Linked DNA regions of Mus musculus: region 2 is linked to region 1. A link is a loop called in an ENCODE intact Hi-C map of the cell type or tissue named here. Cell type or tissue: heart. All regions are shown on one strand. Each heading gives the region's core, and the rest is flanking DNA. Links, peaks and the distances in the headings are about the cores only.

What was found. Peaks named below come from ENCODE experiments on the same cell type or tissue, not always from the same donor. Only the 100,000 strongest peaks of a DNase experiment are listed, where the experiment ranks them.
Region 2: a loop joins it to region 1, with 4 times the contacts of the local background. A loop is called at or near these places in 5 of 42 quality-filtered maps.

Annotation. Positions count from the first base shown.
Region 1 is chr5:17,930,598-17,946,940 of GRCm38, forward strand. Gm31612 (a long non-coding RNA gene) reads left to right here and starts at 1,593. Exons shown (of 3, transcript XR_389766.2): 1 at 1,593-1,631; 2 at 11,087-11,220. In heart, for the core only: no CTCF peak of the experiment used is centred there; DNase peaks (open chromatin) are centred at 4,084 and 8,124.
Region 2 is chr5:17,986,647-18,002,989 of GRCm38, forward strand. Gnat3 (guanine nucleotide binding protein, alpha transducing 3) reads left to right here. Exons shown (of 8, transcript NM_001081143.1): 3 at 4,673-4,814; 4 at 13,008-13,165. Among named protein-coding and RNA genes, the nearest start is that of Gnat3, 32 kb to the left of the region's middle. In heart, for the core only: a CTCF peak has its summit at 6,092; a DNase peak (open chromatin) is centred at 4,145.

The DNA.
Region 1 (16,343 bases), core at 3,408-11,407:
TCTACATCTATATCTATATCCATATATCTATCTCTATCTCTATCTCTATCTCTATCTCTATCTCTATCTCTATCTCTATCTCTATCTATATGAATACACTGCAGCTGTCTTCAGACATAGCAGAATAGTACATCAGATTCCATTGCAGATGGTTGTGAGCCACCATGTGGTTGCTGGGAATTGAACTCAGAGGTACTGCTCTTCTCGTGCTCTTAACTGCTGTGCCATGTCTCCAGCCCTGGTAGAAATCTTTATAATTGATGCAAAGTTGAAGTTATATGTTCTTATGTTAGTACAGAAATTAGCTTAATATAGAATTAAGATTTTCATTGGTATAAATCTGTATATTGATACAAAATTTGAGATTAGTATTGTTATTCTTAGACAGGTATTGTGCCTATGCAAGTCTTTCAAGAATAAGAATTTAGAGACAGATAGCAAACTCATAGTTCTGAGTTAATAATAAAAGGGTGGTTTTGAGATACTTCAATTAGAAATAGCTGAGAGTAGTTAAAGGGCAACAGTTCAGATATACTTTGCATAGATAGATATCTTCAAAAGCATCAGAAGTCCACAGAATGTGAAAGCTAAGACATCTCATTATTAAAAACCATTTGTCTAGAGACAGGTCTGCTCCTGACAGCACCCCCTTCACAGTTTGAAGAGGACGTTGCACATCATTACCTCCAGAAGGTTGCTTTCGTGGCAGGGCAGCCATTAGGAAGAATTGCCCTAATTCTCTACAGGCAAAAAATACTGTCCATAAAAGGACACAAGATGCAGGATAGTTGACAGCTTAGCTCTGCCAATACAGAATAAGCTAGTCCTTCATAATAATTTCGTACTTGGCTTAAGGTCTGTCTAGAAGGTTGAAGACAATTGTGACAACATTTTGTGGAATAGAGGACTGTGAAGGTAGGCAGCTGTCTCTGCAATTTGTTTTAATTTTGCAAACTATGTTTAGTGCTTCCTATATTTTTCAGGTAACATTTAAGTTGTTTCCAGATTTCTGGCAGGGTTGAAGACTGTCCGTAGTCTCTTAGCCAACCCTCGCTATTTAAAATTGAGAGATATGATATAGATTTGAGAGAATGGTTTTTAGATGGTATAAAAGCTAAAGCCAAGACATAACTTGGGTGTAGAATTATAAGCCTTTTAAGGTAAGCCACATGTGCTGTTGCAGGGTGGTGCTGGCTAAACAACCAATGTTGTTTGGGTAAACAACCAATGTGTACATATGCAGTAAAGTTTTTCACCAAGTCACTGCCTGGCCTGGGCATGATAATGAGGCTCAGTAAGGTACTGAGAGAGAATCACCAATCAGATGGGAGACATGAAATGAGGTATGATAATGAGGCTCAGTGAGTTACTGAGAGAGAATAACCAATCAGATGAGAGACATGCAAATGAGGTATGATAATGAGGTTCAGTGAGGTACTGAGAGAGAATAGCCAATCAGATGAGGAACATGCAAATGAGGTGTAAAGCATAACCAATCCAGGTGTGAGACATGCCTCTCCTAGGCCTATGTAAGCAGCACCAGTTCTGGGCTTGGGGTCTTTTCACCTCTGCAATCAAGCTCTCCCAATAAACATGTGCAGAAGGATCCTGTTGTGGCGTCTGCTTTGCTGGTGAGTCGGGCGCTCACAAGAGTAGGATAGATGGTAGAGTACTCTCTTATTCAGGGTTTCTATTCCTGCACAAAACATCGTGACCAAGAATCAAGTTGGGGAGGAAGGGAATATTCAACTTACACTTTCCACATTGCTGTTGATCACCAAAGGATGTCAGGACTGGAACTCAAGTAGGTCAGGAAGCAGGAGTTGATGCAGAGGCCACGGAGGGATGTTACTTACTGGCTTGCTTCCCCTGGCTTGCTCAGTCCGCTCTCTTATAGAACCTTAGACTACCAGCCCAGAGATGGTCCTACCCATAGGGGCCTTTCCCCCTTGATCACTAATTGAGAAAATTCCCCACAGATGGATCTCATGGAGGTACTTCCCCAACTAAAGCTCCTTTCTCTGTGATAACTCCAGCCTGTGTCAAGTTGACACACAAAACCAGCCAGTACAAGTACTTTATCTAAATTTACAAATTGATGGACTGGATGCCATTTGTACCTCATATTGTGTAGTCTACTTATCATGATTTTTTAAAAATTTATATCTGAAAGAAGATATAGATATAGATATGTGTATATATATGTATATATGTATATATGTACATATATACATATATATACAGAAAATGTAAGATGTAAGAGAGAAATTGATAATTAAAATCTGGTTCCCTAATTGTTTTTAATTGTTTCTTTTCATTTTTGTTTTTTTTTTGTTATTATTTTGTTTTTTGTTTGTTTGTTTGTTTTTTGATATCACTTGAGGTACCTTCTTCTTTTTTTATTAGATATTTTCTTTATTTACCTTTCGAAATTTATCTCCTTTTCCATTTTCCCCTCCGAAAATCCCCTATCCACTCCCCCTGCTCCCCAACCCACCCACTCCCACCTCTTGGACCTGGCATTCCCCTAAATTTGGGCATAGAACCTTCACAGGACCAAGGGCCTCTCCTTCCATTGATGACCAACTGGGCCATCCTCTGCTACATACGCAGCTAGAGACACAAGTACCACCATGTGTTTTCTTTGATTGGTGGTTTAGTCCCAGGGAGCTCTGGGGGTACTGGTTAGTTCCTATTGTTGTTCTTCCTATAGGGCTGCAAAACCCTTCAGCTCTTTGGGTACTTTCTCTAGCTCCATCATTGGGGACCTTGTGCTCTGTCCTATGGATGATTGTGAGCATCCACTTCTGAATTTGTTAGTCACTGGCAGAGCCCCTCAGGAAACAACTTTATCAGGCTCCTGTCAGCAGGCTCTTATAGGCATCTGCAATAGTGTTTGGTTTTGGTGGTTGTTTATGAGATGGATCCCCAAGTGGGGCAGTCTCTGGGTGGTCATGCCTTCCTTCAGTCTCTGCTCTGAACTTTGTCTCTGTAACTCCTTCCATGGGTATTTTGTTCCTCCTTCTAAGAAGGATTGAAGTATCCACACTTTGGCCTTCCTTCTTCTTGAGTTTCATGTGTTTTGCAAATTGTATCTTGGGTATTCTGAGCTTCTAGGCTAATATCCACTTATCAGTGAGTGCAAATCTAGTGACTTCTTTTGTGATTGGGTTACCTCACTAAGAATGATATCCTCCAGAACCATCCATTTGTCTAAGAATTTCATAAATTCATTGTTTTAAATAGCTGAGTAGTACTCCATTGCATAAATGTACCACATTTTCTGTATCCATTCCTCTGTTGAGGGACATCTGGATTTTTTCCAGCTTCTGGCTATTATACATAATGTTGCTATGAACATAATGGAGCATGTGTCCATATTACAAGGTGGATCATCTTCTGGGTATATGCCCAGGAGTGGTATTGCTGGGTCTTCTGGTATTATGTTCAATTTTCTGAGGAACCGCCAAACTGATTTCCAGAGTGGTTGTACCAGCTTGCAATCTCACCAGCAATGGAGGAGTGTTCCTCTTTCTCCATATCCTCACTAGCATCTGCTGTCACCTGAGTTTCTGACCTTAGCCATTCTGACTGATGTGAAGTGGAATCTCAGAGCTAAACAAAGAATTCTCAACTGAGGAATACCAAATGGCTGAAAAGCATCTAAAAATTGTCCAACACCCTGTTTCTTGATTGGGTCAATGGAGATTGCAAAAGCCAATCACTGGGCGAAGGATAAGTTGGGATTTCTGGGCCAAAAGGGAAAAGAAGGTGATGCAGAGAGGATTGGAGATTTAGACCAGGCTGTGGAGCAGAGAGGAAGCACAGACATGTAGGTTTTCGGGAGAAATAGTTTGTGGACTACCCATGGCCACAAAAGAGGAGGGGGCAGGATATTCTTCTCTCAGCCATTGAGTTATCTGGTCAGTTTTAAAATAATAAAAGTATCTAGTGTTTTCCTTCCTTGGGGCTAAAGGAGGTAGGTGTAAAAAGCAGGCTGCCTTGGGTGGCCAAGTGGAATGAGAACCATAGCTACAGAGTTCTCAGGAGGGATGTTGTTGGGCAGCTTAGCAAGCCAGCTGGATGAACAGTCAGCACTCTCGGGAAAACAATAGCTGGCAACATGGTGGTGGCTATTCTCTGAACATAGACAGGAACTCAGGAAAGCATTAGCAAGTGAGTGAGCTGTGGGGCTGAGTTGATGGCCAGAGGGCCTGCTGATTACAGAGCCTAGCAAAAGGAGAGAAAGAGTGTAAATTTTAAAACTACACACAACACCAATCATACTAAGTGAGCTTGTGTTCCTGCCTCTGATGTACAGTTTTCTACTTTCCATCTGTTCCTCGAAACTTATTTCTAAGAGATAAATTATTTCTAAGAATTAAGTTGTGCTAACAAATAATGTCATTATTAATAGGTCTATTTCAAGGTAATATTGTGGTTCTTTAATTCATAATTCACTTCTTAATGAATAAGTGAATTCTTACCCTCAACTACTTTTCCACCCTTCCTCCCTTTATTAATACCTAAATCTTTTCAGATTAAAAGGGAGACTAGAATTTTCCACAGTACTTGATTAGAATTAAAGTGTATTATGATGTGAGTTTATGAAGTACCTATTACTACATACACTGCCATTTTGATTGGGTAAGGTTGCATAATCATGTTTCCTCCAAATTTTGCTAGAAAGCATAAAGGGACAACCACCATATCTCAAACCCTTTAAATGTTTCAAACACAAATGAAATCCCTTACTGTGGAGTTATGTCTATCCCCAGGTCTTGTAGCTGCAATCCTACTAGTACATTTTCAAATTCAGCCAAGGACTGTGAGAGTGAGAACACACTGGGAAGGGTGTATAGACTAGCCCTTGATGCCTCTATCTTTCTCTCTTGATTCCAAATCTTTTAAATACTCATTCCTTTTTTCTATTACAACTGATGGGGTTTTTATGCCTACTGGGGGACAGAGAGAATTGTATGATGTATTCATTGGTCTAAAAAAAAAGGCTGACTAATAAAATGCACGCAATATTGTCTGCTCAGATTATGCTACAACATTCTGATATTTATAACTTCTATTGATCTATATCTGGTATGTCAAATATTTCTACTAGGACATGTTTTTTTCTCAACAGATGACAGCATCAGGTTCACATGTGTGCTATATTCTTTTTTATTAGTTATTTTATTTACATTTCAAATGCTATCCCGAAAGTTCCCTATACCCTCCCCCCGCCCTGCTCCCCTATCCACCCACCCCTACTTCTTGGCCCTGGCATTCCCCTGTACTGGGGCATATAAAGTTTGCAAGACCTAGGGTCCTCTCTTCACAATGATGGCTGACTAGGCCATCTTCTGCTACATATGCAGCTAGAGACACGAGCTCTGGGGGGTACTGGTTAGTTCATATTGTTGAACCCTTCAGCTTCTTGGGTACTTTCTCTAGCTCTTCCACTGGGGGCCCTGTGTTCCATTCTATAGATGACTGTGAGCATCCACTTCTGTATTTTCCAGGCACTGGCATAGCCTCATATAAGACAGCTATATCAGGGTCCTTTCAGCAAAATCTTGCTGGCATATACAATAGTATCTGGGTTTGCTGGCTGATTATGGGATGGATCCCCAGATTGGGTAGTCTCTGGATAGCCATCCTTTCGCCTTAGCTCCAAACTTTGTCTCTGTAACTCCTTTCATGGGTATTTTGTTCTCTATTCTAAGGAGGAATGAAGTATCCACATGTTTGTCTTCCTTCTTTTTGATTTTCTTGTGTTTTGCAAATTGTATCTTGGGTATTCTAAGTTTCTCGGCTAATATCCACTTATCAGTGAGTACATATCAAGTGACTTCTTTTGCGATTGGGTTACCTCACTTAGGATGATATCCTCCAGTTCCATCCATTTGCCCAAGAATTTCATACATTCATTGTTTTTAATAGCTGAGTAGTACTCCATTCTGTAACTGTACCACATTTTCTGTATCCATTTCCCTGTTGAGGGACATCTGGGTTCTTACCAGCTTCTGGTGATTATAAGGCTGCTATGAACATAGTGGAGCATGTGTCCTTATTACCGGTTGGAACATCTTCTGGATATATGCCCAGGAGAGGTATTGTGGGATCCTCCAGTAGTACTATGTCCAATTTTCTGAGGAACCGCCAGACTGATTTCCAGAGTGGTTGTACAAGCTTGCACTCCCACCAGCAATGGAGGAGTGTTCCTCTTTCTCCACATCCTCGCCAGTGTGCTGTATTCTTAGGCTTCCTTCCTGGGAATCTTTCACAAGACACTGCCAGGTACTGTGTCTTTTGTGTGTAGACAAAAGAGTCCTTCCATTTCTCTCTCATTTAAGAAGGATCATTTTCTAATTATATATTCCTGACTGTGTTTTATTTTCTTTTCAAAATAGAAAATGTAGGTGCAACATTATGAACTAACCAGTACCCCGGAGCTCTTGACTCTAGCTGAATATGTATCAAAAGATGGCCTAGTCAGCCATCACTGGAAAGAGAGGCCCATTGGACAGGCAAACTTTATATGCCCCAGTACAGGGGAACGCCAGGGCCAAAAAATGGGAATGGGTGGGTAGGGGAGTGGTGGTGGTGGGGGGGGGGGGCTTTTGGGATAGCATTGGAAATGTAATTGAGGAAAATACGTAATAAAAAAAATACAAAATGTAGGATAACATTCCTTCCTGCTCCTGCAGTTCATTTAATGCATGTTTATTCAAATATAGTTGATAGTTCTCTCTTGCAGCTTGTAGTAATTCTGCCCAGTAATTCTGACAGTTCAGTTGTACTAGGCCACTAAGAGGAACTTTTCAGGTAGAGTTTTTGGAGGGTCTTATAAGCCCATGAATCTAGAAGCATATTCATCTCCCAACTTTGTTAGACTTTCCACAAGTCTTTCATCAAGCAGGGTCACATGCTTTCTCATTCCTTTGGCCTTCAGGACATAACAAAATTAGAATATTTGTTTATTTATTCAAACAAATTATTTAGTCTCAACAAGGATTTGTTGATTCATTTTTACTCGTAGATTTTTATATAGCTTGCTGGGATGTTTCAAAATTTATTTTCTTGTAATTGATCTAGATCACATAGAAACAGAAACACACACACACACACACACACACACACACACACATGCTATTCAATGTAGCTTCAGAATTCTCATTCCATTTAGTACCCACATGTTGAGACTACAAATATGATGTACCACTACACATTTCTTTGTTCATATTTTTCTACTTAAATTTATTCCCTAGATTTCTGATTGGTTTATTTCAAGATGTCTCTTTATTAATTCTTTTTAGTATCAGTCATTCCCCTAATTTTATTGAATTATCTTTCTCTACTCTCAGAAGGCTTGTGTCCTAATGTTCATACTTTTGTATTAATTAATAGGTGCAAATCAAAATTTCTTTCTTTGAAGTTTTTTTTGCTATAGCTACCTATATAACAAGAGACCATAGGACCTTGGTTTTCATATGTTTTTACTATCCTACATTACAGTATTGATGTTTATGTCTTGATAGACCACACTGCCTCTATTAATTTTATAAAGTGACTTTCTTAAGAAATATCTTAGTCATGCATGTGTCTGAGGGTGCCAGCCTGTTTGTAGGCTGTGCTGGCTTTATTCTGATTATGTACCACAGTGTACTCTTCTTTAAGCTTATTTGGCTAAACTCAATTTCTCTGCACACAATACATACAGCAGTGGCTCAGAGAGTCCTCATTCTCAGAAGGCCACTTTGGGAAAGGGTGATTTCTATCAGAGCAAGTAGGTGTGGTAAAGACAGCATTGCCAATGGGACACACATGGCTGCTTCAGTGATGTAGAATACAATGGAAGTTTTCTTAGGGATGGAAACTAGGGCAAGAGTCACCATGGGTGTAATTTGGCACCATGGATGCTGAAGTCATATGTGGGTCAGTGGAAGCAGTGAGGGACGAGCAGAGCATAGAGTAGATGTACTGCCTACCTCTTTGTAATTTTGTCTCCTTAAGGCCCTTGGTTTCATAACTCTGTCTACCAGACCCAAGCACTGGGGAAAGGACAACATAAATTCTTTCTCTGATCCAAAACTCTAGTAGCTTCTCCAGCTACTAGGTGTCCAAGCCTTCTGTTTTGTCTGACTTATCAGTTGGACAAAACATCTGACATAAATAACTTACAGGAAGAGACTGCTTATCTCATGATTACAGAGGACACAGTTTATAGTGGCAGGGAGGACATAGCAGTACACAACAAATTACATCATAATGGCCAGGAAGAGGATAAATGTAGGGGAGGCAGGCCAAAGGTAAGGCAGACTCTCCCAAAACATTTCTGGAAAACATTTTTTTCCTTCCCAGTCCTGCTCCTGGAATGATGACTCTGAGACTAACTAGTTATTATTAAATGCCTAGGCCATAAGCTCTGGCTCTTTTCCTGACTAGCTCTTAACTTGTTTATCCATTTAAACTATTTTATGTCTATGATGTAGTCAGTTACCTCTCTTTTAGTCCTGGTGCACTTCTTTCTTTGAGTCTCCTCAGAATCTCCCTGCTGGCTTATGTCCCTCTCCTCCTCACTGTGTTCCTTGAATTTCTCCTCTTCTCCTCTCCTGTCCTCTCCTGTCCTCTCCTGTCCTCTCCTGTCCTCTCCTGTCCTCTCCTGTCCTCTCCTGTCCTCTCCTCCTCTCTCTCTCTCTCTCTCTCTCTCTCTCTCTCTCTCTCTCTCTCTCCTATTTTCTTTATTTACATTTCAAATGTTGATGCCCTCCAAGGGCCCTCTGCTACATATGCAGCTGGAGCCATGGGTCCCTCCATGTGTACTCCTTGGTGGTGGTTTAGTCCCTGGGAGCTCAGGAGGTCAAAGGGAGACAATGGAAAGGAAGAATATCACTATTTGCAGATGAGATGATACTTTACTTCCGCCAGCAAACTCCTAAACCTGATAAACAACCTCAGCAAAGTGACTGGATACAAAATGAACTCAAACAAATCAGTAGCCTTCCTCTACTCAAAGAATAAACAGGCTGAGAAAGAAATTAGGGAAATGATAGCCTTCAAAATAGCTGGATGTCTCTTTTATACTCTTAATATTTCCCACAATCTTCTCTCTTCCTACCAATATCTCTTCCTACCAGTATCTCTTCCTACCTCATATTTTCTGCCTCTGCTCATTGGCCATTGTCTTTTCTATTGACAGATAATGCTTATAAGAGAGGCTCTCTACACAGTTCTCTAGTACCTTCATTTTTATAGGCCACACCAAGCGAAGTACCCAAAACCTACATAAATAGTGTCACCAGCTGGGACCAGTGTTTTAACTTATGACTATTTGTGGGAGACTGTTAATACCTGGGTTTCAACATCCACATGAAGTGTAAAACCCTCCTACAACCTTTTGACAGCAGCCATGGGACTCTCAGCTGTTACCTTCTACCGGGGATTATGAAGTTTGACATCTACCCTTATAGAGTAGATGGAGACAGTCAAAGTTGCCTATGTATTTTATCCATTTGAATGCCAAGAGCCCACATTCCCCTGTCTTAATAGAGTTTGCTGTCTTCCTCATGTGTTGTAATAGTCTCCATCAATCAACTCAAAACTCATTGACTTTGGTTCATTGTGAGGAAAGGAAGCCACACATTAAAAACAAGTCATTAAATTCAGCCAGCATCTGAAATATTGGGCTTTGGAAAATATCCTCCACACCCAAGAATTAAGCTGAGCTTTGTGCTCCGATTTCCTAGTAAATGGGAGCAGAAAGTTGAAATGACTGAAGAACCCTTAGGTCTTTAAAATAGGTCAGCATATGTTCACATTTCTCACCTTTAGTAAAACCTAAAATATGGCAAAAGGGTATTTTATTTTCTCTTTTTGAGGATCATTATTTATTTTGACATGGTGGTTACTGATGCACAATCGTGTTTAGAAATATTTACCATTTACATAGGGTGTGGAAACCCTTTGTAAAAATCTACATTGAAATCCATAGCAAATAATTTAGTCATCAAGCAGGTTGTACTGTGACAAGAATGATTTGACAGGAATAGTATTTATGGAAGCCCAATAAGTTTGGTTTTTGTTTTTCTCAAACATTTTATTGATACTTTGTGAATTTCACATTATAAACTTCAACCTCTCTCACCTCTCCATCCTTCCATATCTGCCCTTTACCCTTTGCAATACATTCACCAAAAGAAAACAAAAAATAAAAAAAAAATCTTTCCATAGATGCTGCAGTGTGTCACATATTATATCCTTTTGCCCAAACAGCTTTACTTGCAAATATTCACTGTAATGAGTCATTGGCTTTGTCCAAGGCCTCTGGCTTCTGCTACACTATGATCGTTGCTTAGACTCCTCTGAGATATCCTGTTGTTGCCTTGTGTCACGGAGAGTCTACAGCTTTCCTTCTGCAGAAATGGCCCCTTAACATGCTCCAACAGTTCATCGGTTGGGTAAATATTGGGGCCTGCTAACTCAAAGCCCTGGATCTGGGCCTGAGTGAGTGGTAGCTGAGTTTATCAGCTTCCCAGTTGTCCTATGCCAGATCTGCAGCACTACCCCCTACCCTCATGAGGGGCAAGGTAAGATCTCCTGAGTGCTGCATCCAATAACAGGTGAGGACAACATGGCCCCAAGCAGTGGTCCAGAGCATGGCTTTTGGTGGTAGCATGGACCATGGACATAGACACAGACCCCCACTGCTGCAGGGCCACAGACTCAGACCTGATCATTGGTAGCAACACAGGACAGAACACCACCATAGCCTGTAGTAGCAGCAGCACAGGTTACTCACATCAGGCCCTCAGATCTCCAGTTCTGCCTCTCTTCACTGTGCACACAATTCTCCTCTTTCTCTCCCTTCTCTCTACCACAAACTATCTCATCTTAGTGCTGCTCTGACTTCAGGCAGATGGGTATTTTCTGGGTGTTCAATGTGTTTTTTAACACCAAGCTTCATATTGCTACCTGATGTTCCACTGCACAAACAGAATTTTATGTTTAAGTTAAGTAAGATTGTATTTTATTTTTAAAAAAGACATAAAAGCAAGCAATCCTAACATTACATGCTTTTACCTTCAATTAGGCAGCAGGATGAAGAAGAAGATCATACATCTTGGACCTGCTTGTGTTACAGAATGAGTTGAAGGACAGCCTAGAATTTTAAGGTGACATTGTTAAATATTAAAAAAAGAAGGAAGGAGAGGGCTGGACATACAGGTGAGTCGTAGAGTACTGCTACTTTGTTTGATTGGGTCCTGAGCTCAATTCCTTATATGAGCAAGTAAGGAAGCAGGGGACGGTAAGGAGATGTCCATGATATAGAACTTATTGGTGGAAGTAAAGGAAGGCATAAGAATTCTTCCATGGTGGGACTGTGTTCCTCATGATCATCTTTATCTTACTAAAATCTTGGAAACACCACATGGTTTGCAGCACCCAGTACTTTAAAAGAAGATTTCTTGTATGTACTATTGAGACCTATACCAAACCAGAGAAGAGTATATACAATGCTTAGAATCTCAGTTGACATTTTATGAACTAGCGGCATACCTTGAAGTCAACAGCACATACCATAGCAACAAGGGAAAGACTCAAAAGGCTTATTGGCTGTTCTGAAAGGAAGAAGATTCATCTATTGAGGAATGAGGCCAGAAGTGCCCTAAGTTTGTTTTAGCGGAGACCACAAGTAGCACTACTAACTGACTGCTAACTCCTACCTGTTAATTTTCCATGTTTTGAGAGAGACATGGAATAGCGAAATGTGTTTCTCTTTCTAGTATATTTATTTTAAAATATATCTCAACTTAACTATCCTGAACTTTCTCTTCAGCAACGGCTTCTTCATCACTTACTGTCAGGTACTTTGGAGTTGGCCCTTTAGTTATATTACAAATGAGAATCACAGAAAACCTTTCAGATATAGATATTTTTCTCCAGATTTTAGATTTATGGTCATTTTATTCAGAAAAAAAATTTACTGTCTGAAATTTTTCTTCTTTCCCTGGTTAAATAAACTTGCTCTGAAGACTCACCTTTACTGGCTACAATTGCTAATGTGCTACAGGTCCTTGCATTGATTTTTGCAAAAATTCATTGACCACGATAAATAGGTCTTTTCCTAACTGATGCTTTACTGGTCTTCCTCCCCTCCCCCCCCCCCAGTGCCACTGAGAAAGCTACATCTGGCTCTTCAGTTTCTTTTATTTCCAGAGTCTCTTTTGCCTCTTTATCAAATGTGTTTCTCTTTTTAGTGTATTTATTTTAAAATATGCCTCAACTTTTCTATCCTGAAACTTCTCTTCAGCAACAGCTCTTTCATTACTTTTTTTGTTATAAAGAACTTTGAAGAGTATAGTTTATTTCATTTTTTTATTATCTATGGTACAAAACTGATAACCTTTCCTTCTGTTTCATAACAGTTTTACAACTCAATTTTCAAATGCTTACTTTTGTCTTAGACAACACTATTTTTACACTGCATTTGGAAGCTTTGTATGGTAATATAAAGAAAGACCCACAAGAATGTGGACTCTAGCCAGGCAGTTGTGGTGCACTCCTTTAATCCCAGCACTTGGGAGGCAGAGGCAGGCAGATATCTGAGTTCGAGGCCAGTCTGGTCTACAGAGTGAGTTCCAGGACAGCCAGAGCTTTACACAGAAACCCTGTCTGGAAAAACAAACAAACAAACAAACAAACAAAACAAAACAATAACAAAAAGCCAAAAGCAAAAGAATGTGGATTCTGTTCCCTTTGAAAATTATGGCCCTGTCCTGAAGACATTGAGCTATTTTCAGACCTAATGTTTTCAAGGTAAAATAAAGTACAAATAATGAAAAAATTGTTTTCACCATTGAGAAGATCACAATGGGTTCATATAATTCAGTCTCAAATTTCAAGAGTCAATATAACATTCTTGATTATAAGCCAATTTTTATTTATTTAAAATATTTAAAAATTCAAAATACAATGAAGAAAAAGCAAAAAGAAAATTACAGATTACTGAAGTAACTTGAACAATAACTGAAGAGAGAAGACAGAATTCTTCCTGCAGCAACAATAGCTGTGGACATGCATTCATTTACTCTTTCATCAGTATGGCTCTATGTTTCATAAGGCAGTCAAAAAGTCAAGTCATATATCCTAGGGACCTTTGTACTTGAGGCACCCTTTGAAAAATAAAATTTATATATATAAGTAAAGTACATTACATGCTCAGGAGAATTTTCTAGGTAAGTTTCCTTTCTTTGCTTTCTTCTTCTTCTTTTTTTTTCATTTTTAAAGTAAGTGTGTGTGTGTGTGTGGGGGGTATCTTCCTCTTCTACCTTGTTTTGAGAGATCTCTTGAAGGTCATCATTGTATAGGGTGTGAGCGTCTGGAGAGTCTCCTGGTTTCTCATCCTATCTTGTCCCACGAATGATGAGATTATTGATATGTGCTGCTGACTTCATTTGACTTGGGTTCTGGGGATATGAACTTAGGTCAGCATGCAAGGCAAGCACATTATCCTCTGAGTCATCCTCACCATCCTTGTTTTGTTTTATGATATGTCATTGTTATGCTACTTCTTGGCATATACCCAAAGAACTTGAACTCTTACTCCACAGACAATGGCTCAGCCATGTCTACTCCTGCTTTATTAACAAGAAGTAAGAAAGAAAATATATATATATATATATATATATAAACGTTCTTCACCAGATGAATGAGTGATTAAAAACATGTTAAATATACATAATGAAATATTGTTCTAATGTAATGAAAAATATAATCATAAAATCTGCAGACCATGAATAGAAGTAGAAAAAAATTACTGAATGAAAATTGAGAACACAAAAACCACATGTTCTCTCTCATCTGTATGTCTCTTCTATGAATTTTTAGATGTGAGTATATAGCCATAACCTGAAGTAAAAACAGAAACCAGGCATATGAAATGGGGCCAGGGTGAGGAGGAATGCAAGAGACAGGTACAGAAGAACAAGGCAGAAATAGAGAAAGTAGGGTAAAGGTCTTATATGCCACTTATAAAGTGGTTAGAGAGGTGAATCCAAAGGAGAAAGAAGGGGAAAGGATAAATAACAATAAACATGCTTGAAAAATTCATAAAGAATTATATCAATTTATATTTAGTTAAAACTATACATATATGCATAGTATATATAGTATGAAATATACTACTTGGAATGATAATGCTCCCTCAGGAACCACAGACTAACAAAAGTCTTGTATCAGGCATGTAAAAAGATCTTCTTGTGTTGTTGGTCAGAGGAGTCTAAGAGAATCTCCAGACAATATAGGCCTTTACTGTTGCCCTTAGTTATCTCCCAGGAACTGAAAGTAAATCACTATTTCTCAAGAGTCCATATACTTTGAACACAGAACTCAGGGGTCAGCCTTGATCTTATCCAAAACCTCTGCCCTGCATGATAACTTTGATAGGACCTTAAGGTGTTATATAAACTGCAACCACAGAAAGCATCCGATACTCCTACCTGTCCTATGAACCACAATGACCAGTATAGTATGCACTCTCAACAGGTATTACGGTGATGTTCATAACTTAGCTGTGACTGACAGCAGTCTAACTAGACATAAATCCTGTTCAGTTGAAGGAAAATAATGATACTGAAAAACTAATCAGTCACCCATGGCTTCTGGGGTCATAAATCTCAAAGGAGAACAATTATTGCCACTTTCATAAACTACTTTAATTCCTAAATACATTCTAAATGTATATCCTTATACATACAAATAAGTGTGTACAAATGGGAGTTTTTGCTTACAGCAGACAGGAACTAGTCAAAATTCCACAAGTGATCGGGGAGCCCCAAACCCACTGAGTATTTTTACAACACAATTTCTACACCTCAGACTGAAAGGACCACGATGAAAGAGGGGACAGAAGTTTTTTTTTAAGAAATGGAGGTCCTAGAAGTCTTTTGAAAGACTGGGTCTTCTTTATATGACAGAGCAGATGGGGAAAAATACACATGCCCTATTACTAAATAAGAGCAATAGGCAACTAAGGAATGTGAAGACAGGGAGAGTTAATCTTCTACAGAGATGAGGACATAGATGACTATCCAATCTCAAATGGTCAGCCTTGAAACGTATACATACAAGCAACACTAAAAATGCATCTGGCGGGTTGCATTTATCCATTATATTCATATAATATATGGAATAATAATAAAGAATAAGAATAGAAATTTGAAAGGGAGAGAGACATTGAAGAAATTGGAAAGAATTGGGAAAGGAAAATGATATAATCTTATTTAAATTTTTTATTTTTACATGAACATGTGGAAACACAGAGATTGATAAGGATTGTTATATCATGTGCAGCCATACATAAATTTTCTCCTTTGTTAAATGTTACCTAGAATTTTACTTTCAGAATTCTATTTTCTTCACCTCACAAACATGAAGACATCTAAATTTACTCAGAGCCACTGAGACAAAATACTAAAATCAGAATATCTTGTTGTAGAGGAATGTTAATACAGCTACATGGTGACTCTGTCAAGAGATCGCATCCAGAGACCTTCAAGGTTCGTGTGATCTAGCTGGAATACAGACATGCCATTGGAATACACCTTTAATCCCAAACAGGGAGGTAAATTTAGTTTGTAGAAAGAAGCAATCATGTTCAAAAATGATATTTTATTGAGAGGCAGAGAAAGTGACAAATCAGAGAAAGATTTGACAGAATGAGTCAGAGATAGGGTATGGCCAACTCTCGTGAGAACAGACAAGAAAGAGAAACTATTTTATAGCAGAACATGGAGGGAAATCCAGTGAGTAGAACTCAGTTGAGTTCAGACAATGCAGTGGAGTTCAGTTGAGTTCAGCTCAGTGCAGTCCATGCAGTTCGGTTGAATGCAGTTGAGCTCACGTAGTTATTTTCTGTTAAGTTCCATTTAGTTTGTTCAATGAGTGCAGTTCAGTTGTGGGATTCTGAGGCAGTTTTTCCAAGAGAACAATTAAGTGAGAAGCCAAGAGAAGCCAGTTTGAATCAGTCAGCTTAGGGAGAAATTCGGAGCCAGAAGATCTAAGTGGAACCAGTCTGCCAAGAGTTGAAAAAGAATCAAAAAGTGTAGGCTTATTCATCAGTAAGCCTCCTAGACAAAAACTATATCTGGCAAATAAAAGTAACATTTAGATCTTATCAATGCAAACATATTTTTTTTTATAGACCAGGAAGATAGAAATCCAAAGATCAGGTTCTAATGCATCTGTGTGTTGCAAGTCCATTTGCTTTTGATCTGGCCTTCTTACAGTACCCTCACATTCTGAAAAGGGCATATGTTACTGTGATTTCTTTAATTAAGAAAACAAGA
Region 2 (16,343 bases), core at 2,851-10,850, 55 kb after region 1:
TATTGATTGCCTCTTTTTTCAGTAAATTTTGTTACATATTTATGACTAAGTATGATCTGCTAATGAAGTCTCAGCAATATGACTGATTACTAATCATGAGCTGAAATAGGACTAATAGACATCCTCACGTGGACAGAGGAAGCCCAAGAGACTTCAATCCTACACAGAATTACAGGGACATAATGGAGGCTAGCAGCTGCACAAATAGTCTTCTACAGAGAAGAGACACCAATTAGTTGCCCAATAACAAATGGTAAGCCCGGAATGCACACATACAAGTAACATTATACACACTGAAAAAATCCTAAGAGGAATGCTTTGTGTGCCACTTTTCAGAATTAAGGTAATCGCTTCAGTATTTGTGGGTAGTGGCAAAGTTATCCTGACTTTTAGAGTGTGTATATATTCTTTTTTATTGTTCAATAAAAAGTGTAATTTCTATTTTTCTTTTGAATTTTACCTTTCAACAGTATTAATCCCAGAAGTTATGTCTTAATCATACCAATCCTCAAATGATCTAGATTTGTAACATTGTGACTATAAGGCAAAGACATTTCAAATATGTCAATCAAGGATCCATTTGGAATTTGGCAGAAATTGGCCTTTTTTTTTTCTATAGTACGGGAAATGTTTGTTCACTAATATCACTCCAAAAGATTCTGATGTGCTCTTACATTAATTTTTCTATCCATTCTTTACAATGGGGTAACTGCCTAATTTTCTGAATACAGAAGCATTAAACAAAACTGCAATGATTAAAATCTTCAATTAAAAAAACAAACAAACAAACAAAATGAGGTTAGATAATCAGCGATGAAGCTCTTTGGTTAACCCAGCCCACTTTTTACTTTGATATTATACATCATGACATATTATGACATTAAAATCTCATGTGATTTGCCTATCAATTTACTTATGACTTTTGAAGTTTCATATATAGGTGCCAGAAAATATTTAACCCTTCCATCTGTCTCTAAACCATACTTTATGACTTTTACCCCATCCTAACAGCAAAGTTATTTCTCATTCTTTCAGATAATTATTCTTTTCTACTACCCTCTTATTTAGGACATAATCACACTTTGTTATCTTATTTTTTTATGTCTCTATGTTTTATAATCTTAAATATAGTTTTTTAATGAAGTGTCATTTTGCTATATAAAAAAATCAAATATTAAATCATGTATAAGTAGACAAAAATAGAAAACTGGAAAGCCAATAATAATTATTATAGATATATAACTGGCTAATATATAAAGAAATATAGGCTGATATTTAAAACAATAATGTGCCAAATACATGGATACAAAGAAAAACCAATGAGCAGTTGGAGTTTAACTACCTGTAACAAAGAAGTTAAATAATATAATTCATTCAAACTTTACTATCTGTAAAATAAAAGCTCTAGTCAAAAATTAGGCATTCCATCTTACAATAAATTATAAAAACATAATTGTAGCTTGATGTGGTAGTTTATTCTCATAACCCTCAGAGGCTGAGACAGGAGGATTGCTACAAGAATGAGGCTAATCTGTGCTATAAAGAAGGTATGTTATATCAACCAGAGCTGCTAATAATTTTACTTCTAATTGTAGAAGTACATTTTGCAAAAAAATTAGTAGGAATACTTTTTCTATATTTAATATAGATTTCTGGTGGAGAGATGGTTTGGCTGTTAAGTGTACTTTGTTGACTTTGCGTAAGATGAAAGTTAGTTTCCAAGAACTCCACCCTTTTTCATGCTTCCTGTGGATCCTACACACCATACCCCATGCCCCCACATGTCTTTCCTTCCCCCAGCCTCTAACCCCAGCAAGTCCTTTCAACAAAGATAACAGGCAAGCAGGTCAGTAAAACTTATGGCCACTTAAACCCATCCCTAACTGTAGTTGCAGGGTACGTGGTCCCATTTTCTGGTATCCAAAGGAACCAGGAACACATACAGGTTACTTACATAATCAGGCAAAAGGGGCCACAGAAAAAATAAATCTAAATCATATATACACATATAAATAACTAGGAAATTATAAGTATTTTTTGTCTATACATATTTCTGAGAAACTTCAATGAGATTTTGAAATATGTATAACAGAAGTAATTTAAGTATTCAAAGTATCAAACTATATGTAAAATATGATTTCTGCAATTATTTAAAATGGGAAAGTAGGAGATAAAGACTCCTAAATTAAAACAGAGTATAAGTAATCAATTTACAAAATGCTGAAACTATTAACCATCCATTTGAATTACTAATGCAACCAATGCATATGACTACAACAATCTTTGCCCAACACCGGTGCTTAGCACACGTCCAAACTTGTTAACTGCATATATCTGTTCACTTGTATCTATAAAGTTCCTCTTCCTTTTGACCATTAATGTGGATCTTATTATTCCAAAGTCATCAGATTATTATTTCTGCGACTCCTTGTCTTTTTTTTTTTTTTTTTAGTATATCTACCCGTAAAAGAATGTACTACATTTTCCCTAATGTCTCTTTCCATACACAGATGTGGCTATAAACTTTTATATGGCACAACAATCTTTGAAAATGATAATTCTTTCTATAATTTGTTGCTGCCCATTAGAAATTTTATCATGATGTTAAAATTTGATGGCTATGTTCTCTGAGCTATGTGTGATTTCAATGGCATTTGAAGATCCAAACTGTAAAATTGTTTTATAGCATGGCTGGTGGCTGCGGTGTGCAATAGCTGCTGCTGCATTGACAGAAATTCCACTATGGCTCTAGTGAGAGGAGAGAGAGGAGTGATTCATTCATTATTTCAGTATATAATGAAGAATTAAAATATGCAATAAAATCATATTAGTTTGAACAGAGCCATGAACCAACTTACAGCTAGAGAACTCTTTCTAGAAGAAATTGTATTCTTCTATTGTATGTTTCCCCACAGGCTGAGAAGAATCAGAGGAACTTGATTTACCAAAGGAACTCGGATGCCCCACATTTATTCACAATTACCATTTTAATTTAATAATTAAAATCATTTTTTAAAAATGTTTGATGGAGGACTGGGATTTAGTCAACAATTATGCCTGGATATATTCAGAAATAACACTCTCTGCTTTCTTGTGGTCTAAGTCACCATCGAGCTTTTTCTTTTCTTTTTCTTTTCTCTTTTCTCTTTTCTCTTTTCTCTTTTCTCTTTTCTCTTTTCTCTTTTCTCTTTTCTCTTTTCTCTTTTCTCTTTTCTCTTTCTTTTCTCTTCTCTCTTCTCTCTTCTCTCTTCTCTCTTCTCTCTTCTCTCTTCTCTCTTCTCTTTTTTCTCTTTTCTCTTTTCTCTTCTCTTCTCTTCTCTTCTCTTCTCTTCTCTTCTCTTCTCTTCTCTTCTCTTCTCTTCTCTTCTCTTCTCTTCTTCTCCTCTCCTCTCCTCTCCTCTCTTCTCTTCTTCTCCTCTCCTCTCCTCTCCTCTCCTCTCCTCTCCTCTCCTCTCCTCTCCTCTCCTCTCCTCTCCTCTCCTCTCTCCTCCCCTCTCCTGTCCTCTTCTCTTCTTCCTTCCTTCTTTTTTTTTTTTTGCCTATTCAAGTGATTTAATAGATTAACGCAGATAAGCATGGACCTGTTGAAAATAAACATGAGCATGTGTTGGTAATCAAATGTAAAGGAATAAATTAAACACACACACACATACATTCACTCCTCTCAGTGCCTGGCCCTTCCATTTGCTAGTTTAAGTTCTTCAAAGGCATTGAAGAGGTGTTTGTGCTCTGTTTGCCCCTTATGCTTGAGGTTCCATGTGTATAGGCACAACATGAATCTCGAGAAAAGTGACAGTCAAAAAAAAAAAAAAGGCCCCCAAAAAACCCAAATAAACAAACGAAACAAACCCAAAGCACTGTAAAAACAATATAAAATAAACAAAAGAGCAACAGAAAGAAACAAGAATTTATCTCTTAGTGAAGATGCAAAGATGCAACAATGAGCACTAGCACAGAATTTTAGCTTTAAAGGGAAATCCATTTCAAGGTATTATTCTTAAACCCTAAGTTAAGGTTGACTTCCAAGTGAATGGGTGGAAGGAAGAGAGGAGCCCAGCCAACCCTACGGTCTGGGTAATTCAGTTCTCTAGACCCTGGAGCACGTACGCACATGGAGGAATGGCAAGGGATTCAACAGAGAGCAATTACCTGAACAAAAAAATAAAAAAAGAATGCCTTTGTTAATGCTGTAAATAGAAAGCAGGCACTCCTACTTCCAGTTGTTCCAAGTATGTCTTAAATGATGGGAAAAGCCAGGGCCGTTCCACTAAGTGACTTCACATCCTGCAGAAATCATGGTGTAAACACCGCATCAGAATTCGGGTCAGGAGGCTCATCTCTGACCTGGAGACCAGGGAATTTCCTTCTTGAAAATGGAGTCTAGGTTGTAAAAAGAAAAATCTTTGTGACTTATATATTTGAAAAAGTATTTGATCTAGAACAAGTTTTAAGTTCTTTTTATATTTAACACACATTCCTCCCACATTATGTGGAAAAGACAATGAATGAGAAACATTCTCAAGTGTTAAGTTGTCCAAAGTCAGCACACACCCTCATTAAAAGCCTTTCTTTTTAAAGTTATGTACAGTGCTTTTATTCAACCTATTTATTACTGATGGTCATTTGTGCTACAACAGTTCACCTCACAAAAGCTTTTCACATTTAATTGCAGGATCATCCATAAGAATGGTTACAGCAAACAAGAATGCATGGAGTTTAAAGCAGTGATTTACAGTAACACATTGCAGTCCATCCTAGCTATTGTGAAAGCCATGGCTACACTGGGGATTGATTATGTCAATCCTAGGAGCCGAGTAAGTATGCCCATGTGATTAATTACATGGCTAGGGTGGGATGAGGGCTAAAATAATCTTAAGATTATGCCTGTTGTCCCATTATGTGTCTAGGAATCAAAAATATAATAATTTTGCAAATATTAACTGTCTTCAACTTAAATTTTATGATTTTTCTCTGAATGAAAACATCTCTTTTTACTGTGTACTATAATTTTATTAAAAAGGAACTGTTTTCTAGGAATTAAACTTAGTATTAAATATGGTAGTAGAGAAAAAAAAGAAGCATAGCTGTACTGTGGTTTATAACATAGCATCTATCTACAAGAATTTTTCCTGTATTTAATCAATACTTATTTCATACATCATGATGCATTAAAAATATACTTACTTTTAAAACAGATAATATGTTTAAAACTATTTTATTATAAAAACTATGCATATATTATTGTCTAAAAGCCAATAGGTAACCCCAATCACAAGAAAATCATTAAAAGACCTTCTCCATTTCTATGTGTCCCCTCCCAGAGTAGCTGGTTATCTCCAGAGGGCATCAATTGAACAGTCTCCAATAGGATCAGGGTACAGGAACCACAGGTAGAGGAAAAACCATATGCAAGACTAGCAAAAGACTCCAGTGCTTTCCTACTCTCCTTCCCTTCCCAGGTTTGAGCATGTAAATGAGGCTAGGAAATTATTGGGATAATAGGGAAAATACCCATTTCTATGCTGTTAATTTTTTTTAATTCTTTCATATATTTTATCCTGGCCACAGTTTCCCTCTTCTCCCCTTCTTCAAGTCTTGCCTCCCTCTACCTCTCATCCCACCATGTCCACCTCCCTCCACCTACCCTATTCCCCAGATCCACCCCCTCCCACTCTCCTTTCCAGAGATCCATCTTTCCACCTCCCCTCAGAAAAGAGTATGCCTCCCAGAGACAACCACCAAATAAGGCATAACAAGTTACAATTAAGACCAGGCACATGCCATCACATCAAGGCTGGAAAAGGCAACCAGTAGGAGGAAAAGGGTCCCATAAACAGGCACAGAGTCAGAGACAGTCCCTGCTCCCACTGTTGGGAATCTCACAAGAACACCAAGCTACTGAGCCATAACATATATGCTGAGATCCTAGGTCTGACCTTTACAGGCTTTCTAACTTCTGAGTCCCTAGTCAGTTGACTCATGGGCATTGTTCTCCTGGTATGTCTTTGACCTCTCTCATTCCTCTGATCCCTCCTCCTCCTCCTCTTACTCCTCCTCCCCCTCAGGACTCCTGGAGCTCCACCTAATGTTTGGTTGAGACTATGTCTCTCTTTAGCTACTGGATAAAGTCTCTCTGGTCTATTTGATGAAGATTTTACTAGACTCTGGTTCCAGAATATTATGCAGACAGGACAAGCTGAAGTCCAAATGTTTTGTGGCTGTGTTGTTCCAATTCCTCCAACAGAAGCCTTCTCTGGATACTGAAGATAGCAAGTTCAGGCTCAGGGTCCTCTATTACCAGGAGTCTTTGCTAGGGTTATTCTCATAGACTCCATGGAGTTTCGATAACACGAGTTTCCACTTCACCCATGAAATGTCCTCCAGATCCAGTCCATTCAGGTAATCCAGACCCAGAGACACAAACATGTACTCACTTATAAAGTAAAATAACTTACATGTGGACATTATAAAGTAGAAGACAATCAAGAACTCCAAGACCTCCTATTTTTATTACTCTATGATTTGTTGAACCAATTCTATTTATGGCTGCTCTGTTATCTCTGACTCTGGCTTTTCTTAAGCACACATAATTTTATAATGGTTCTTAAGAAATGGACTACTACTATAATCCTTATTTAAAGGTCAGAAAAAATAGAGCAACAATGGTTAGTTGGTTAGCCTCAGTCAGCTGACTCCTGGGGCTTAGCATACTGCTGCCTGGCTTCCATTACAGTATTTTGCCCTATGTGAAGATGGTTTTAAACGTTTTTCATGGCAACATTTATTTTACTTTTCCCTCCCAGGTAGTAATTAGTTAATAGAATGTGTGTGCCTTCTGTATTCTTTGACAGTGATTTAAAGGTCTTGGAATTTGCATATAAGAAATTACATGTATTTTTTGTCAAGGAAGTGGAAAATCACTAAACTTCCTATTGCTTCTTTTTAAAAATAATGTGAACTAAATACAGCACAAGTTTTATAAATAGTGATGTTGGCTGGTCCTCTTCATTCTTCAGGACATGGTGCTATACAAACGGAGTGCAAATGACAGACTCTAAACAGTACTACTATTAGCTTACTAAAAGCGTTTTTAAAAGTGTAAGTTTTGGCCACTGTACATTCAATGGTGCAATCTTTTTTAAAAAATATTTTTATTACATATTTTCCTCAATTACATTTCCAATGCCAATTCCCAAAAGTCCCCCATACCCTCCCCCCCCCCACTTCCCTACCCACCCATTCCCATTTTTTTGGCCCTGGCGTTCCCCTGTATTGGGGCATATAAAGTTTGCGTGTCCAATGGGCCTCTCTTTCCAGTGATGGCCGACTAGGCCATCTTTTGATACATGTGCAGCTAGAGTCAAGAGCTCCGGGGTACTGGTTAGTTCATAATGTTGTTCCACCTATAGGGTTGCAGATTCAATGGTGCAATCTTAAGCAACCATTTAAGTTGCTATGATGTCTCAGAAGCACCTGTGTCCTATCCTCCAGAATGTCAGGACACCATAGTTTTCTAGTCCTATACAGATCATATTTTTGTTTCAAATGAAGTAAACATTTGCACTTTTACTCATTCATTTAGTATTTTATTGAAAGGTGAAGATATGTTGTACCTGGTTTAAACTGTTTACCCAACAAATTAACTTCTAAGCACTACTTTGTGTGGCTTTCAGACCTATGATTTGGTGGATACTTTTGGTTATACAAGCATAGATACTTTCACATAACCATTCATTTGTACACCATCACAAAGATTTCCAATTAAAGACAGTATGTACAGGAAACCTATGTAAGTTGGTTTAGCCACGAGTATTTAGCTTTAAATAAAGCTACTATACATCTCTGTTTTAATTTCTTCATGCACAAAATGTTAACAGTCTCTTCATCAAATTACAAATAGTACTAAGAGACAAAAATATAAATAACCCATTAAAAATCAGAATACTTTAGAAAATAAGGTCCAGGTAAGTATCTTCTCCTTTTATTTTTCAATAATAGATACAAAGTAATTAAAGTTTTTACACAGAAATTCTCTCATCAGAGATCCTTTAAAATATTCTATGTTTATGTGGCAAACATTTGGGTTGCTTCTGGAGATACAGTAACTAATGTTAGTCATCTGTAGTTGAAATGGAAAAACTGTACTCAGAAAGGGGGGCTGGCTATTGATCTTTATAAAGTGTTTGGCACTTAAGCGGGTTAGCACAGCTGCATGTGAGTTTCTGTAAATCCTTTTCACTGGAAGAGTGGTTAAGACGGCTCACTGTGTCTTAGAAGTCTTGTGCATCCTCATTCTATAAGACGTTTACACATGCAAGCAATTGCAAACATGAATTTAAAGCTAAATGTGGTATTCTGTCTACGGATGTAAACGTAGGTCTTCTGGTCATGTTGTTACAGGCTATTGTGATTTACATAGAGGAACTTAAAGGGGTAGTAGATGAGAAGAAATAATCAAATGCTTAGAGGAAGAAAAAAATGTAGCAGGTAGTTGCATTTTTAATGTGACATTCTCTAGTTGTTACAAAGAAATAGGAAGCCTACTGACGAGAAGCCTAATGGCCCCGGGTGATGTAGTAAATACATATAAAGAGAAAAGAGAACCAGCTCCAAGGAATTATGCTTTGACTTCCACATGTACACCATGGCATACCTGAACACACACACATCATACACATCACACACACAAGTATAATAATCAGGATGGGAGTTATGATGATGATAATTAGAAAAAAATTGCCCAAAATGTTCTGCAATTGAATTCCTGTAAGCAATATATGTGGATCACCTGTGTCCTACAACAGATCAGGAATTCTCAACAGCTGTCAATATTCAAAGACTGAAAGTTTAGTAGCAACAGCATTTGACATTTTTAATTACTTCTCAAACAGACATGCAAGTCTTCTATTCCGGGATCTGATATATCTTTTTCTCTCTTATTTGGAAATGTGATTGCATGGTTCAGAATGAATTCAACAAGATTCTAAGTCTGCCCAAGGCACATAATAACAATGAAGAATCATTGTCTCATTTGTAAAGAAACACTTAGCACTAGGAAGGTTGAGAATCACTGCTTTGGGCTACATGGCGTCGAAAATGACCTGTGACCTTTCAATACCATTCCTCATGCCATGGGGATCCCCCCCAAGCATAAAATTCTTTTCATTGCTACTTCTTCTCTATAATTTTGCTATTGTTATGACTTAGAATGTAAATGCCTGTTTCTGATTGTCTTGGGAACTCCTGTGAACCCTAAAGCGCAGTAATCCTCAGGGTTTATTTAAAATGAAATTATAGAGGAGTAAAAAGCCCTTAGTTTTTCTAGAATTAGCATATTTGTTACTTTGGTTTGCTTGTTCAACAATATTTTAGCAACACGTATTTTGTTGCTCATCAGAGTGTATAAATGAACTAAACCACAAAAGTCTTTGCCATTGTATACCTATACACTAAAAAAACCAATAAAGTAAGAAGGGGAAAGGCACTTGAATAAATTCTATGAGTAACATGAAACAGGGGAAAGTGTACTTTGAGAGTGCTAGAAGAATAAAAAGGTAGAGTAAGATTCCTTAAGAATGGTTCAATCAAAGGGTCCAGGGACACACAAGAACATGACCCACATTGTCAACTGACTAGGGACGCAGACTTGCAGAAATCAGGGAGACTATATGGGTCTGACATAAGTCCTCTACTATGTTGTGACTGAATAGCTAGGAATTCTTGTAAGATTCCTAACAGTGGGAGCAGGGGCTGTCTCTGACCCTTTGGACTACTTCTGAGGACCCTATTCTTCCTACTGGGTTGCCTTGTCCAGCCTTGATGTGACGGTATGTGCCTACTCTTATTGTAGCTTGTTTGATGTCCCTGGGAGATGTACTCCTTTTTGAGGGAAGGCAGAGTGGGGAGTGGATGTGGGGGAGAGGAAAGTGGGGAGACTTCAGGGAGAGCAAGGAGAGGAAACTGCTCAGAATGTAGTATATGAGAGATGAATAAAAAAAGTAAGTAAGCAAATAAATATAGTTCTGCAAATATTTCTGCATAAAATGAGATGCACACAGCAACCCTCAAGATGGGGGTTTAATTTTAAAAATTATTTGTGTTTTTATGACTGTACGAGAGTATCAAGAATTGAAATGACCTACATTCAATGAAATGATGTTATGGTCTAGAAAAAGAAAATACAAATTTCCCTGTTCCTCAGGGTACTGGAGAGCAGCAGCTATGGAGCATGCATCACCTTGGCTGAAGGAATGAGTCCTAAGCTGTCCGGTTCTCTTTACCATGTAAGCAGTGAAGGAAGGAAGGAACCACAGGCTTTGAAGGAAAAGGTGGCATGTGCCTATAGAGCCAAGCCAAATGAATCAGCCCTAGAACAAAACAGTGACACTGGAGGTTACACCCACACCCTGTACCAAAAGACTCTTAACTTTGCCTGTAGAACTGAGCTGTCTGGAAGGTTACACACACACACACACACACACACACACAGAGAGAGAGAGGGGGGGGGCAGGGTTGGGGGGAGGGTTATCTTGGCATTCAAAGATTGTCTCATTTGTTTGGCCTGGTGGTATTTTGGTATGAGTCCATTGACTATCATTCCACAAGCTTCCACTAAATAGCATGAACTAAAAATCAAGAGGGTCTTTACTCAGGTGTGTGTGGGAAATGCAGAAATCAAGACATAATGAACAGAATAAGATGGATCCCCTACAGGAAAATACTAGAATTGAGGATCTGTTTGAAAGGATTTCGGGACATTTAAATGTTTTAGTAAAAATCCAATTAGCAATATAAATAAACTGTAGTTTAGCTTAATGTGGAATAACATGGAGGCATGGAAGAACATATTGGTTTATAAAGAATTGCTGAAAAAGCAGGTGATTTGTTTCTTTAGGAATGGACCCTGGGAAAAGTTTCCTCAATGCACCATTTGCCCCAAAGGCACATTAGCAGTAGAAGAACGTTCCAACTAAATGGTCAACCCTAAAAACATACACATATATGTATATACTCATACATATATTGCCTCCCTGTGTCCACTTCTCCCTCAGGATAGCCAGGCACATTGCACACCTAGCTGGACTGGAGGAAGAAAAGCTTAGCTGGGGCCCAGTGAATGCACTATAGGATCTGTGTCAACGATGAGGGCCCTGGTTGAACACAGCTGGGAACAGCTTTGGAGAACTGGTTCCTTTATTGATGGGGAGAAAGGGGTATTTATGTCCCTGTGGAGGTAGCCAGAGTTTCTGGCCAGGGCAAGGATGCTGGAAGATGCTTTATCTGCATACTCAGAGGCTGAAGGATCCAGAGGGGAAACCATACAAGGTAAAACAATGAGTGAATCATAATAACAGTCAGCGTAATAAATTCTTACACGGGTTAATGTGGGGAAGCCGGCTCTATGGCTTCAGGTTGGGAGGGGGAGGTAGCCAACTCCTGTAGTCTTCCTATTTGAGGTGTCTAGGGTTGAAGCTTCTTCAACCCTCCCTCTGAACCCTGGACCATTATGGCCCCACAATGGATGTAACAAAATAAATGAAAGAAATGGGCATGAATATGAAAGATAACAAACAGGGCCTTATGGGCAGTTTTGGGGAAAGGAGAAATTATTCAATTGTATTATCTCAACATTAATGAAAAATTAAGGGAACAGATCATATTTCACTAGATTTGTAGTTCTCTGTCTAATACGAAGGAAGAATTTTGAAATAGGTCTCCCACGATGCAAAAAAACCAAGGACAAATGCAAGAAAATAAGAAAATAAGACGTGTAGTTTGGTCTATTTAACAATCAATTGGTCATCTGATCTATTACCTGCTTGTAATAATAAAAACTCATCAGAAAGAAAGATGGAAACGTTTTCTTTTAGATTTAACATTCCTTAATAATAAAGATATGCTATTAATATCTTAGGCAAAGAACATACTTTTAATAAAACAGCAGAATAAAACTATAGTTGGCTGAAAATGACTGACTGATATCAGCAAGCACGAGTTCCTCCTGGATCTATTCACTCTTAGCAGTGGCACACTCTACAGACTCTGCTTGCCCTTGCCTCCTCTTCTGCTGCCTGTTGGATTGGTTGCCTTGTCAAGGGGAGCTCTGAGAGTACTTCGCTGTACAGGTGTAAATGCACACACTGTAGCATTTGCTGGTTATTGTAAGGAGGATGAGACAGAAATTATGTGTCCCACATTGTAACTTGTTATAATGATATTCACTAGCATGGTATTATGCAGGCAGAGCCTGAGCTTTGGATATTGACACTGGGGATCTGAGCCCAGACTTCTCTGTTTTCCTAACCAATTACCATGATCTATTTAACTACTCTATGACTCAAATTCTTAATCTTAATTACTTGTCAAAAGTGTTTTGGTTACTAGTATAAATTGTGGCCAGCCATAGATTGTTTATATTGAATTTATTTGTTTTCTAAGCTTCGATCCATCCTCATCACTTTCCACATCTTACTATGTACTGACATAATACTTACTCTGTTTTTTGATTCTTAGCCAATTCTTATGTCTGTCCTATGGCACATTAATGCAAAGGCACTCAGTTCACACCATTTAACGTACAGCGTCAGTACCTCTGTGTGTCTATACGTGTGTGTAATCACTTGCCCAAGTAATTAAAAGAAATACCTCATGCCAAGTAACATTTTATTACAATCTAATTTTTCTTTCACACCAGCATTTTAAACCAGGCCATAACAGACTAGCACTGTTATTCTTTGTGACAACATATTCAGAAATCAATGAAATATACCAAAGCATTCAAATTCTTCATATAGTATTTTGCAATTTTCCAAAGGTCAGCATTTCTAGATATCAGTCAACTACTATAATGAATTTTAGTTTAATTATTCTTCATAGATTTTGAAAAACTCTTCAGTGAAATGATTGACAAAATGAAAGGAACAAAAACCTTTTAGCGTGCTCTATTTAAAACAGTGCCTGTGCCTAAATAGCATACTTTTGTTCTTCCCACCAAAATATTATTCCAGGAGGACCAAGAACAACTTCACTCAATGGCAAATACACTAGAAGATGGTGATATGACTCCACAGCTGGCTGAAATCATTAAACGACTGTGGGGGGATCCAGGAATCCAAGCCTGCTTTGAAAGGGCATCTGAATACCAGCTCAATGACTCTGCAGCTTAGTAAGTCATTTTCTTGGACAAGAATTGCAGATGACACATAGGTTGTAACTTGGCACATTGTGCATGTAAGCACAAATAATGGGAAATGGTTTAGCATTTTATTATAAAAAAAAAAACCTGAGAGCCAGCAGAAAAGACATGAAACAACATACCTGAGAAGAAATATATACTACACATATCTTCTCTTAGTTAAAAAAAAAAATTACCATGATGTTCAATGCTTACTTAGCATGAACACAGACAGATGGCATGCGTGTTGATATTTGGAACTGTATGCATCTGAATCATATATTTCAGTGTTACTGAAATAACCCCTAGAATAAGTTTACTAGTGATATATGTGATAGACCACTAGGTTATTGAGCAAGACACAAAACTCTGGAAGAAAAGTCGATTGGCTTCAGATTTTAGCATATTGTGAAATCTCGTTAGAGTCAGCATAGCAAATATTGGCAAGTAAGTATTTAATGTTAATAAGGAACTTAGGAGAGCATTGCACTGTTTACAATAGAATTGTTGCCACGACTTCAAACTTCCTTGTTTCGAGTGCTTCTTGAATTATTTTCTGTATGAATCAACAAGAACATGTGATTTTGTTTGGCTACAAAAAGTTTGTGCAATTACTCGTTTTCTATTTCTTCCCATGCCTACAAACATAGAAAACATACAACATTGTCCTTGAATGAATCCCGTGACAAACCATGCAAGCCCTGAGGTTTAATTAAACAAGCAACAAAAAGTAATGTGGCTGGGAAGCAAAGCTCTCTTTAAACAGAAAGATGGGTCATGCATGACAATGACAATGCAGATTTGTAATCACTGAGTACCTTTGACCCATAAGTCTGTTTCTTAGGAAAAAACGACAGTGATGGATGGAGAGAGTCTGGAAAAAAAAAACATAAAAAGAAGTCCATGTGTAGTGAGCACATTTCTGTGATGGTGATGAGTGTTCATTTATTGTTAATTTCCACTGGGACCATTTCCTTTAGACAAAAGTATGGATTCCACTTGATGAGAGCAGGGTGTCACTCTATGACTACATAAACTTGGGAACATTTTCTCCAAGGTTCCAGTCTCTACCTCACTGTGATTATCAAAGTGATTTCTGTGGTACTGTAAAACCTTGCTTACCTGTCTGTGCTAATCATTGAGTAAATTAGATGCAAGCTTATACATTACATACAAAATGTTGCTTAGTTACCTCTGGGAAAGGTGAACCGAAAGACAGACATGTAAGTGTGTTCCAGTCAAGATTAATAAATTTCATTTTGAATAAATATTGCCTAGATACCTTCAATTACATTGTTAGTATGCTTGCCTCCTTGTTTGTCCTTTATATTTATAGTAAAAAATTTAACTAATTATAACTCAGATAACTAACCTGAGGCAATAAAATGACACTGTATTTCATATTTTAGATGATTTATTTGTTTAAATGCTTAGAATTTTTGACTAATAGTTTGAGTTGAGAATATTACCATACTGTTAAATATATCAAACATCTATTTCCATTGATTTTCTGAGTTCTGCCCATACTGTAAATAGTTTTTGAACACTCAGTTGATTTGCACAGCAGTATAATTTTATGAAAATTTATTTTCTCTCTATGTACTAGAAATATTTTCTACATAAACTGAATACTTGAGATATTAACTTTGGCAGCTTCAAAGTGTTACTATAGGCATATTAAATAAAAGCCTGCTAAAATGTTGCTAAATTTACATTATTTTCTTCCAAACGTTAAGAACATATTATTTTTTCAATTTTTGAATTAAATTACATACTTCAATTTCCATATCAGAGTGATCCTGCACTGCCTATTTATTTTGTTTATACTATATAAAACATTTTTTTCCAACTTTTTAGTGAAAGGAAGATTTTTTTTTTTTTTTTTTGCACATCTAGACATTCTGCAGATGGACGCTGCCAGAAGAGTAGAGCAGAATTCCCAGTTCCCGGGTTTGGCTGAAGATGCCACAAGCTCTAGGAAAAGCTCGGAGGAAAGGCCTCAGCTACCTAAGTTTCATGGTTTACTAATTAGGGCCACCTAGTGTGCTGTTTAAATTCCACAAGCATTAAGAGCAAATGTGGTTTACAAGGGACAGCACTATCTTTACAGGATTAGAAGTAAATAATCAACGCATTGTATGTGACTTGAGTCATAACAGCTAAAGGTTTAGAAACTACAGGCTTGGGCATCCAAATACCAAATTTACTTATTAAAATCAGCACTTTTGATGAAAATCTGCCAATTTGCTAAAGTCTCTTCTTTGCCTAAAGTGATTTACAAATGCAAAGAAAAATTATTTAAAATCTATTTTTGCTCAAGCTTTCATTAAATGGATTTGATTTCTATTTTGTAAGTATATCATGTTTTTTTTTAAACTTTTTTACTTGGACACAAAATGGCTGACATATCATGCACTTCTCACACATCAGATTTCATCAATAGAAAATGTACAATGCTTCAAGTAATAGTAAAAAAAAAAATTAAAATGTAAAATCTGCCAATTCATTCTTTGACACATTACATCTCAAGTCAATACCCATTTAAAGGTAACCAGACTTTATTAGCATACAACCATTATGTTACCTCTTATACACAGTTTTACTTTTCTCCTTGAGGAAAACTTTAGGTGCTAAATCCACTTTTAAGGGTAAAAGAACTTTGTTTTAAAGTCATTGTGGTAGATCAGTGGTTCTCAGCCTTCCTAGTGCTGTCATCCAGTAATACAGTTCCACATGTGGTGACTCCCAAGTATAAAATTATGTTGTTACTACTTCATAACTGAAATTTTACTGTTTTATGTATTATAATGTAAAAATCTGACATACAGGCTATCTAACATCCAACCCCTATGAAAGGGTTGTTTGACTCCCCCAACTGGGTTGCCACCCACAGACTGAGAACTGCTGTGTTAGATGCTAATACATCTGAACTTCGTAACAGAATCTCTGAGCAAATTTAACTTTGTAGGCAATAACTAACATTTGCTATGACTATACCCTCAAAGTTCTTTGGAAAGACACCAAACTTTAAAATCCGTATGCAGGCATGGCTCACTTTTGCATTTAAATTTGTCACAGAAGTAGCCATATTGCTAAGCCATTTAATCCGTAGTGTCATACACAACACTACAAATGAAGGGAAATACAGTTTTAATTGTAGATCGAGCTT